Regions from separate parts of the Homo sapiens genome. Here region 1 is linked to region 2. Evidence: chromatin loops called from intact Hi-C (ENCODE). Cell type or tissue: endothelial cell of umbilical vein. All regions are shown on one strand. Links, peaks and the distances in the headings refer to the core of each region. The heading gives the core; the rest is flanking DNA.

Region 1 (5,555 bases), core at 266-5,265, 250 kb before region 2:
TTTTATTGTGGCATTTTCCAAATAGTTTTTGATCCACTGTGGGTTGAATCCGCAGGTGCGGAATCCGGGGATACAGAGGGCTATGTTTTTAATTCAGAAAAATACATGGCTTATATGTCATAAAAGGTAAAACTGCAAGCAGTCATTCTCTTACCGTGTTTGGCTATTCTGTTCCTTTCTTTTCTGATAACCAATATTATTACTTTTTCGTATGTTCTTATATGAGTAATGCCAATATATATATATGTAGATTTTCTCACTTATCAAGTATGCAAATGTATGTATATAAAATGTGCTTTAAAAATAGAGACAGATAATAGACTAGAGGTTACCAAGGACCGGGGAAGGAAAGAACGGGGAGTTATTGTTTAATGAGGACAGCTGTGGTTTCCAGTGATTAAAAAAAAAAAGAAACAGCTCTGGAAATGGACAGTGGTGATAGTTGTACAATATGCCAATGAATTATACATTTAAAATGGTTAAACTGGTAGGCTGGACATGCTGGCTTATACCTGTAATCTTAGCACCTTGGGAGGCCTATGTAGGAGGTTTGCTTGAGTCCAGGAAGTCCAGGCCAGCCTGAGCAACAGGGTGAGACCCTGTCTCTACAAAAAATACAAACATTAGCCAGACATGGCGGTGTGCACCTGTAGTCCCAACTGCTGGGGAGGCTGAGGTGGGAGGACCACCTAAGCCTGGGAGGTGGAGGCTACAGTGAGCCATGATCGTGCCACTGCACTTCAGCCTGAGTGACAGAGTGAGACCCTGTCTCAATTTAAAAAGAAAAAAAAAAAGGGTTAAGCTGGCAAATTTTATGATATTTCTATTTTATCACAATATAAAAGTTTTTAAAAATGTTTTTGAAATTAGAGGACTATCCTAAAAAATAAAAATAAAGTTTTATATTTTAATCTACTTAATTTCAGGTGTAGTGGCTCACAAGCACTTTGGGAGGCTGAGGTGGGCAGATCACTCGAGGCCAGAGGTTTGACACCAGTTTGGCCAACATTGCAAAACCCCATTTCTATTTTTCTTAAAAAAATTTTTAAAAATCTACTTTAAAGCAAGTAGCTGAACATAAAATAAGGTTTTTTGAACTAAGAATATAATCTACACAGTGGCTTTTCATATTATTCATTGACTGCAAACCTTACTCTAAAATTTAAAAATATTTTAGTTCTTATTTAAAATTTTTCAACATTCTTTGCTTTCTCTTGTATCGTCTTAGCAGAGAGCAAAGAGGGGAGATAACTAGAAAATGTCTATCAGTAATTATCACCTGATTGCTTGATGACTTGGACCAAGGGTCTGAAAACTCTGGCTGTTTTTGTATCTAACCCATTGCCTGTTTTTGCAAACAAAGTTTTATTGAAAACATTCATGCCCACTCATTTATTTGTCTGTAGCTGCTTTCATACTACAGTGGCAGAGTTGGGTAGTTGTGACAGACTATTTGACCTTCAAAATGAAAAATATTTACCACCTGGCTGTTTACAGAAAATGTTTACTAGCCCCTAATTTAGATGATGGCTAACGTCTGTTTCACCCACACCAAACTACTGCCATAGAAAACATTTAGGAATTTGACAATCTTGCTTGAAATATTTACTTAAAATTCTGAAATAATATCTGTTTTTTGTAGTTCAAACTTCTCATGGAACATCTGGACCCTGATGAAGAAGAAGAAGAAGGGGAGGTTTCAGCTAGCACAAATGCTCGGAACAAAGCAATTACCTCACTGCTTGGAGGAGGCAGCCCTAAAAATAATACAGCAGCAGAGACAGAAGATGATGAAAGTGATGGGGAGGATAGAGGAGGAGGCACTTCAGGGGTGAGGCGGAGGAGGAGTCAACGTATTTCGCAGCGTATTACGTAAAATGATTTTTATGTGCTTATATATGTCAGTCTATTAAATGTACACCAAGTAATGTAATACTTAAAAGAGAAAACATTTTGTAGATAGAGATTCTCTACTTACCCGTTTATACATCCTTTTGTAGAAAGTTTAACATAAAAGACAATAAAAAAACAGAAATGAGATTTATCCAGCATAAAGGGTTAATTTTTCTTTGAATTGTATTAATGTGTGTTATTTTTATTGTTGCTAAGTTTTATGTAGCTATATGGTTCATATGTATATATAATTTTATATATCAATAAGAGTAAAGACACGGGTACAAATTAAGAGTTATATGGTTTTACAAGTATATGTTAACCCCTTGGCGCTGGCGGTCACGGTGCGTCTCATTGCCGGCAATGGAAGTGTGCCGGGAAATCCCAACTCCCGGCGTCAAGGGATTAAAAGCAATAAAAACAATAATTTCACTAAAATTCTTTTGTGTAACACTTGGTCTTTTTTCCCCCCTCCCAATGTTTTAGTCATTGAGAAGGTCAAAACGAAATTCAGACTCTACGGAGTTGGCAGCACAGATGAATGAAAGTGTTGACGTCATGGATGTCATCGCTATTTGCTGTCCAAAGTACAAAGATCGACCACAAATTGCAAGAGTAGTGCAGAAAACCAGCAGTGGCTTCAGTGTTCAGTGGATGGCAGGCTCCTACAGTGGCTCCTGGACTGAGGCTAAGCGCCGTGATGGCCGCAAACTGGTGCCTTGGGTAGACACTATTAAAGAGTCAGACATTATTTACAAAAAAATTGCTCTAACGAGTGCTAATAAGCTGACTAATAAAGTTGTTCAGACTTTACGATCCCTGTATGCCGCCAAGGATGGGACTTCCAGCTAATGAATTTGTACATGCAGCCAAATTTACAGGAATTTTTTTAAAAGGCAGAAAAACTTGAAATACCAACATTCTGGCAAAAAAAAATCAGTTTTATGAAGAGTAAGTGGAACCTGGGATGCAGGAACAAAAGAAGGAAATGTTGGGCAAACATTTTTGTGGGAGCTCCCTTCGCTGTTGTGCAGCAGAAACAGATTCTCAGTTCATTTTTACTCCCACTGTATTATAGTTTAACAAAAATTGTTTATATCTTGGAAAAAAAACTTTCTGTTTAAAAAAAATAAACAAGTGAATGTTGGAAATTAGTCTGTTAATGTTCTTAATAAAGTGTTCTTGGAGTTTAACCTAGCAGCGGATGGCTTTCTTTAGCTTAGCCCAGTTTCCAGGGAAGCATTGTTTTTTCCAGGCTGTAAAATGGCAGAATCTCCTGGATATATAATTTATTCTGTTGAAAAAAAAAAAAGCATGCAGTATCTATGACCTATCTGCAGAAGGAGTTTTTGTAAATGTAGATTTTGATGTATTAGGTCACCCTGAAAACAATACAAGAAAAGGGATCCCCAGGTAATCTGGTGGAGCGAATACTGCAATAAATTTTTTTACTTCTCTTTGTTACTTGTCTGTTTCCATTTGAATTTCTTATTGTAAAAATCTGTTTAAATCCATTTATATTATTTTACAGTCTTTTATGTAAAATTTATTATATCACTGGTTTTCAAAGCAAAACATAAAATATTGTTTATACAGTTTGTATAGGCTGACTTCTGAATAATTGGTATCTATTATTTTCATTCCCATAAGAGGGTGTAAACAATTAACTCCAGGGTTTTATTGTATCCTGCAATATTTAGTATTAACTATATATGATTTAGCACTGTGCCAAACACATTTTCAAGAGTACATTTTGATATAAAAAGAAACTATAGTTTATTCCTTGTATGCTTCAATTTCTTTCTAGTGATGTCATGATGCTGATATTTATTCTTTAAACCTCGGGTAAAGGTAACCTGTTATTTGGAAAACCAGCATTTCTCTTGGTTAAAATGATGTCCGGTTATTTTAGAACTAGAGTTGAGATGAATATGACACTTCATAATTACACTCACTACATTTTTCACAAATTATTTTTTAATGCTGAAAAGAGTAATTTTACTTGTTGAGATGTTTATTCATTTTCTAATCTATGCTAAAAGCTTTTATCATAAGTCTTGGGAACAGTTGTCATTTACACATTACTTACTGCAGATATCTTGACTAAATCAGGAGGGAGGTGTTTAATCATTTGATATGTATAGTTGACACTCAGGAATAGTAATGCCTAAAATTTACAGTGGATGAGGTCTGTTTCAAGTTTAATTCTTTTTAAAAATGTTTTACTTATTTTTAAATCACTTTGAAAAAATTGACCTCCAGAATGCTGTTTTATGAAATTGGCAAATAAATGAAGGTATTCAATTTTTGAGGAAGAATGACATTGCCACAAAATACCTTTTTGTGACACCTATTAAACCACTATGAAAATAACTTTTCAGGATCTATTTCCTATGTGGAATTCTTTCAAATGCTTTCTTCACGGAAATGTTTTCTCACTCTTCGTTTTGTTCCCCTTACTTACATGTTTCTCTTTTCCTTATACTGTGAACTCTGGAACAAAACTAGATTGGGTTGGTTGGTTGGTTGGTTGGTTCTTCTTGGAGTTTATGTATATCAACAAAGGATTTGAGGTCACTTCTGAGAATAATATATCAAAAAGGGTACTGGTTAGAGAAAATATAAGAATAAAATCCAGCCCAGAGAGAGTACTAAGAATGTAAATGTGAGTAAAAAGCCAGTTTTGAATTCTATTTACGTGACAGTGATGCATGCTGTCATTTAATTCTCACAAAAACTCTCGTTATATATTTTATCCTCATTTTGTAGATGAGGATAGCAGGCTTAGAAGGATTTGGTAATTTACTAATGTCATGATAGGGATTTAAATCTGGAATTGAAGTAATTGTGTCTCACTACTCTAAGCTAATTGAACATCAGACATTAAGAGAGATGATCCTTATTGAAGTAAACCAGTTCCTAAAGGATCCTTGTAGTATACATACTTGGGAATCCTGTTCAGAGTAATTTTTAGGAAGTAGGTACACAGTAGTAAGTCTTCTGTTGCCTCAGTTGGCCATAGATGGAATTCTGTGTTTGCCACTCATTAGAAATTTAGGAATTTTAGGCAGGGCACGGTGGCTCACACCTGTAATCCCAGCACTTTGGGAGGCCGAGGCGGGCAGATCACCTGAAGTCAGGAGTTCAAGACCAGCCTGACCAACATGGGGAAACCCCGTCTCTACTAAAAATACAAAATTAGCCGGGCGTGGTGGTGCATACCTGTAATCCCAGCTACTCGAGAGGCTGAGGCAGGAGAATCGCTTGAACCCAGGAGGCGGAGGTTGCGGTGAGCCGAGATCACGCCATAGCACTCCAGCCTGGGCAACAAGAGCGAAACTCCATCTCAAAAAAGAAAAAGAAATTTAGGAATTTTAGGAATCAGTTTTGAAATTTTGTATATATTCTAAGCTCCTATTTTATCTGTTAATAGAAGCCAAATGTTAATATAAGCCTTAACTCTTAAATATACAAACCAAAATTTTCAGAAAGTTGAAGATTCTTCAAGATGAATTGTTAGGTCTTAACACTATTAAAGCTTTGGCAGTCAAATATACAAAATCAAACTTTAAGTATATTGGGGATTCACAAAGTTCTATTAAGTATTTAGAAAGTTCAGTCTTACTCTATAGTGTGTTGATTAATTACCATAGATTAATCTT
Region 2 (5,555 bases), core at 158-5,157:
AAATGTTGGCAAAGATGTGAAGAAATTGGAACCCTTGTGCATTGCTACTAGAAGTATAAAATGCTGTGGCTGGCCAGGCGCAGTGGCTCACGCCTGTAATCCTACCACTTTGGGAGGCCGAAGTGGGTGGATCACCTGAGGTCAGGAGTTCAAGACCAGCCTGGCCAACATGGTGAAACCCCAACTATACTAAAAATAAAAAAATTAGCTGGGTGTGGTGACACATGCCTGTAACCACAGCTACTCGGGAGGCTGAGGCAGAATTGCTTGAACCTGGGAGGTGGAGGCTGCAGTGAGCTGAGATCGCACCATTGCACTCCAGCCTGGGAGACAAGAGTGAAACTCCGTCTCAAAAAGAAATAAAGATAAACATAAACATAAAATGCAGTAGCTGCTATGAAACAGTATGGCAGTTCATCAAAAAAATTAGTAATAGAATTACCATATGATATAGCAATTCCACTTCTGGGTATATACCCAAAAGAACTGAAAGCAGAGGCTTTAATTTGTATTTGTTCACCCATGTTAATAGCAGCATTATTCACGATAGCCAAAAAACGGAAGTAACTCAGTGTCCATCAACAGATGAATGGATAAAGGAAATGTGGTATATGTGCACATATGCACATATACACAATAGAAATTACTCAGTCTTAAAAAGGAAGGAAATTCTGACACGTTACAACATGGATGAACCTCGAGGACAGTATGCTAAGTGACATAAGCCTGCCACAAAATGTAAAATTTGATTTCATCCTAATAGGGTACCCAGAGTTGTAAAATTCAAGAGACAGAAAGTAGAATGGTGGTTGCCAGGGACCTAGGATAGGGGAAAAAAATGGGGGGTTATTATTTCATGGGTACAGAGTGACTTTTGGTGTTTATTTTTTTTAAGACAGAGTCTTGCTCTTGTTGCCCAGGCTAGGGTGCAATGGCACAAATTCGGCTCACTGCAACCTCCGCCTGCTGGGTTCAAGTGATTCTCTTGCCTCGGCCTCCCGAGCAGCTGGGATTACAGGTGCCCGCCACCACGCCTGGCTAATTTTTGTATTTTTGGTAGAGATGGGGTTTCAACATGTTGGCCAGGCTGGTCTTGAACTCCTGACCTCAGGTGATCCACCTGCCATGGCCTCCCAAAGTGCTGGGATTACAGGTGAGAGCCACTGCGCCCAGCCCAGAGTGACATTTTTGGGGAAGATGACAAAAGTTCTGGAGATAGATGCTGGTAATGGGTACATAAAATGAATATACTGAATGCCACTGAACTGTACACTTAAAAACAGTAAAAACGGGCCAGGCGCAGTGGCTCTTGCCTGTAATCCCAGCACTTTGGGAGGCTGAGGTGGGCGGATCATGAGGTCAGGAGATTGAGATCATCCTGCTTAAACACGGTGAAACCCTGTCTCTACTAAAAATACAAAAAAAAAAAATTAGCCAGGTGTGGTGGCGGGCGCCTGTAGTCCCAGCTACTCAGAAGGCTGAGGCAGGAGAATGGAGTGAACCCGGGAGGTGGAGCTTGCAGTGAGCCGAGATCATGCCACTGCACTCCAGCCTGGGCGACAGAGTGAGACTCTGTCTCAAAAAAATAAATAAATAAATAAAATAAAGTAAAAATGGGGCTGGGCACGGTGGCTCACATCTGTAATCCCAGCACTTTGGGAGGCCGAGGCGGACGGGATCACCTGAGGTTGGAAGTTCGAGACCAGCCTGACCAACATAAAGAACCCCGTCTCTTCTGAAAATACAAAATTAGCCGGGCGTGGTGGCACATGCCTCTAATCCCAGCTACTCGGGAGGCTGAGGCAGAAGAATTTCTTGAACCCAGGAGGCAGAGGTTGCAGTGAGCCAAGATCACGCCATTGCACTCCAGCCTGGGAAACAAGAGTGAAACTCTGTCTCAGAAACATAAACAAATAAAAAGTAAAAATGGTAAATTTTATGGTATATATATATTTCACCACAATAAAAAAAACATAATGAAATAGGTGTGTATCATGTTTTCTGGTGGAGGAAGGAACAAAAATGTATATGCTAAAAGAGATAGGGAAATATACAATATCCATATTAATATCCATATTATCCTACTTTCCCAATCACACTTTTTTTTTTTTTTTTTGAGGCAGGTTCTCACTCTGTCACCCAGGCTGGAGTGCAGTGGCATGATCTCAGCTCACTGCAACCTCTGCCTCCCAGGAAGAGGTGATCCTCCCAACTCAGCCTTCCAAAGTGCTGGTATTACAGGTGTGAGCCACCACCCCGGACCCAATTACACTGATATTTTAATTACAAATATTTGTGTACAAAGTACATCTTACTAAGAAAGTCCATTGTTTTCTATTCAAGTAATAAAATTTTACTGAGGTCATGTACGCTTAACTGATGAGAAGCAATAATTTACCATGAAACTTCCTCTGCAGTTCCTGTTGCATTTGCTGGGGATTTCCGTTTTCAGGACGCATGAATCCTATCAGCCTCTGCTGCACTTTAGCAGTAGTACTGAAACAGAAATTGCAGAATGTGTGTGTTTATAACAGCTTTATTGAGATATAACACATACAGTACAATTCAAACATTTAATATGTTTACTTTTTTTAAATAATTCAGAAGGTTGGGCAACCAACACCAGAAGGGCTGATGGCCAGAAAAAATTTATGACACAGACTAAACAGATGCTACTTAAAATGACTGAGATTAAATCAATTAAATGACTGAGAACATCAGCTATAAATTTTCCTAACCTGTAGAAAAAAAAAGATCAAGTAAAAAGAGGGGGTAAAGGAGAGAAAGGAAGGAAGGAAATTACGGAAGAGAAGAAACAAGCTAGATACAAAAGAGTTAATATGATTCTCCAAAGAGAATGGGACAGAAGAAACATAGATTGAGTATCCCTAATAAAAAAAAAAACTAACATCTGAAATGTCCCCAAATCTGAAACGTTTTGCACATCAGCATGATGCTCAAAGGAAATGCGCACTGGAGCAATTTCGATTTCAAATTTTCGGAATGGGGTGCTCAACCTAAGTATAATGCAAATATTTAAAAATCAAAAAAAACGTGAAAGCCAAAACACTTCTGGTTCCAAACAGTTCGGATAAGGGATATTCAATGTGTATCACAATACATAAAAAACGAGAGAAGAAAACTGATCAAAGCCAAGACGTTCATTCTTAAGGCTCACTGAGAGCTGTAAAGAAGATATACCTAAAGACATCATGTGACTTTTGAATTTCGGTAACAAAAAGAAAAAAACACAAAAAAATTTCAAAGTAAACACTAAGTCACTTACAAAGGAAGGAGAATCATACAGATAATGTACTTTTTCATCTACAACATTAAACTTTGGGAAGAAAATGGTGCAAAATGTATACGAAGATCTGAGAAATGGTCTATGATCTTAAAATCCCACATTCATTGGGCAATAAAAACGAACAAAGCATGAATACATCCTACCACATAAATCTCAAACATGAGCCCCCAAAACACACTAAGTGAAAGAAGCCAGACTCAAAGACCACACAGTATGATTCTGTTTATATGACATGTCAAGAATAGGCACATCTACAGAGATAGAGCAGATCAGTAAGTGTCTGGGGCTAAGAAGTGGGAATGGAAAGTGACTGCTAATGGACATGAGGTATGTCTCCTAGATAATGGAAGTGTGCTAAAACTGGACTGTGGTGATGGTTGCACAATTCTATGAATTTACTAAAAGTCACTGAACTGAACATTCAAAATGAGTAAATTTAGTGGTATGTAAAGTAGATCTCAAAAATCTGTTTAAAAAATTTCCATAGTCAATGAAACTAATGTTATAGGAATCCAAGGGTTGGTCGAAATTAGGACATGTATTAACTCTATTGTTAAAGGTAAGGGGGAAAATGATATGATCATCTCTGTAAAATGCAGTAAATACATTTGACAAACTCACTTATTGAATATGGTAAGCATATTCAATATGTTAAATATATGAATATGTTAAACATATTCAATAAGGGCTGAGTGCGGATGGCTCATGCCTAAAATCCCAGCATTTTTTGAGGCCAAGACAGGAGGATCACCTAAGCCCAGGAGTGCAAGATCAACGTGGGCAAAACAGTGAGAACTTGTCTCTACAAAATGTGAAATAAAAAAATTAGCTGAGCATGGTAGCATGTGCCTGTAGTCCCAACTACTCAGGAGGCTGAGGTGGGAGGATCACTTGAAGCTGGGAGGTCAAAGTTGCGGTGAGCCGTGATCATGCCACTGCACTCCGGCCTGGGCAACAGAGTGAGACCAGTCTCAAAAAAGAAAACCAAAAAACACCTCAAGTAAGGGTGGATGCAGTGGGTCATGCCTGTAATCCCAGCACTTTGGGAAGCTAAGGAGGGAGCATAACTTGAGGCCAAGAGTTTTAGACCAGCCTGGGCAACACAGTGAGACCCTATCTCTGAGAAAAATAAGAAAAAATCAGCCAGGTGTGGCAGCACATGCCTGTAGCCCCAGCTACTCAGGCGGCTGAGTCTGAGATTGCAGGGAATAATGATCACATCACTGCACTCCAGCCTCAATGACAGAGCAAGATTGCCTAAAAAAGAAAAAAAAAGAGAAAAGACAGACAGAGATAAGTGGCAGGGCGCAGCGGCTCATGCCTGTAATCCCAGCACTTTGGGAGGCTGAGGCGGGTGGATAACCTGAGGTTGGGAGATTGAGACCAGCCTGACCAACAAGGAGAAACCCCGTCTCTACTAAAAATACAAAATTAGCTGGGCGTGGTGGCTCATGCCTGTAATCCCAGCTACTCAGGAGGCTGAGGCAGGAGCATCGCTTGAACCCGGGAGGCGGAGGTTGCGGTGAGCCGAGGATCATGCCATCGCACTCCAGCCTAGGTAATAAGAGTGAAACTCTGTCTCAATTAAAAAGAAAAAGAGAGAGAGAGAGATTACCTTGTGCAGAGAGGAGAAAGCAAGTAGAGCTAGACAAGAAAAGATGGAAAAGATGAAACTATCTCTGTTTGCAGATGACAGAACTGCTTCTGTGACAATTCAAGAAACATCAATGAAAAAAACATCCTGCTAAAAACTGTAAAGATAAATGAGTAATTAAGAGAAATTAGAAGTAGATTAGAAAATTTACATATAATTGCAGATGTAATGGTAAAATTCAATTAACAAAAGACCATAATGTTAGAAAAAAAACCAAACAAACTAAAAACATCTGACAAGTAAAATTCCAGATAATTTGGAGGGAGAGGGATGGCAGTAGAAGGCAAGGAAACAAAATGTAATAGAGTTTGTTAAATTATTAATGCTGACTGAGATGCATGTCTGTCAGAATTTAAGACTAACAGAGGAAGAAAAATCATATGTAGAACTTCTTAATTGGTGTTTAAGGTAGAGAGAGGCCTGATCAATCCAATACAATAAGGAAATGGGAAAGGGAAGAAAATAAACAAAAAGCACAAATTCAGGATGGGGAGAAAAAAATCAAACATTTAACTAGACCAGATGCAGTGGCTCACTCCTGTAATCCCAGAACTTTGGGAGGCTGAAGGTGGATTATCTGAGGTCAAGAGTTCA

What was found. Hi-C counts contacts between places; a loop is a spot of excess contacts. Peaks named below come from ENCODE experiments on the same cell type or tissue, not always from the same donor. Only the 100,000 strongest peaks of a DNase experiment are listed, where the experiment ranks them.
Region 1: it touches region 2 in a loop (2.2-fold over the local background); 5 of 110 quality-filtered maps call a loop at or near these places.

The regions. Positions count from the first base shown.
Region 1 is chr5:37,062,148-37,067,702 of GRCh38, forward strand. It overlaps NIPBL (NIPBL cohesin loading factor), which reads left to right. Exons shown (of 47, transcript NM_133433.4): 46 at 1,643-1,831; 47 at 2,380-4,266. The coding sequence ends at 2,745. Among named protein-coding and RNA genes, the nearest start is that of CPLANE1-AS1, 180 kb to the right of the region's middle. In endothelial cell of umbilical vein, for the core only: no CTCF peak of the experiment used is centred there; no DNase peak of the experiment used is centred there.
Region 2 is chr5:37,315,590-37,321,144 of GRCh38, forward strand. It overlaps NUP155 (nucleoporin 155), which reads right to left. Exons shown (of 35, transcript NM_153485.3): 21 at 2,399-2,496. Among named protein-coding and RNA genes, the nearest start is that of NUP155, 53 kb to the right of the region's middle. In endothelial cell of umbilical vein, for the core only: no CTCF peak of the experiment used is centred there; a DNase peak (open chromatin) is centred at 2,432.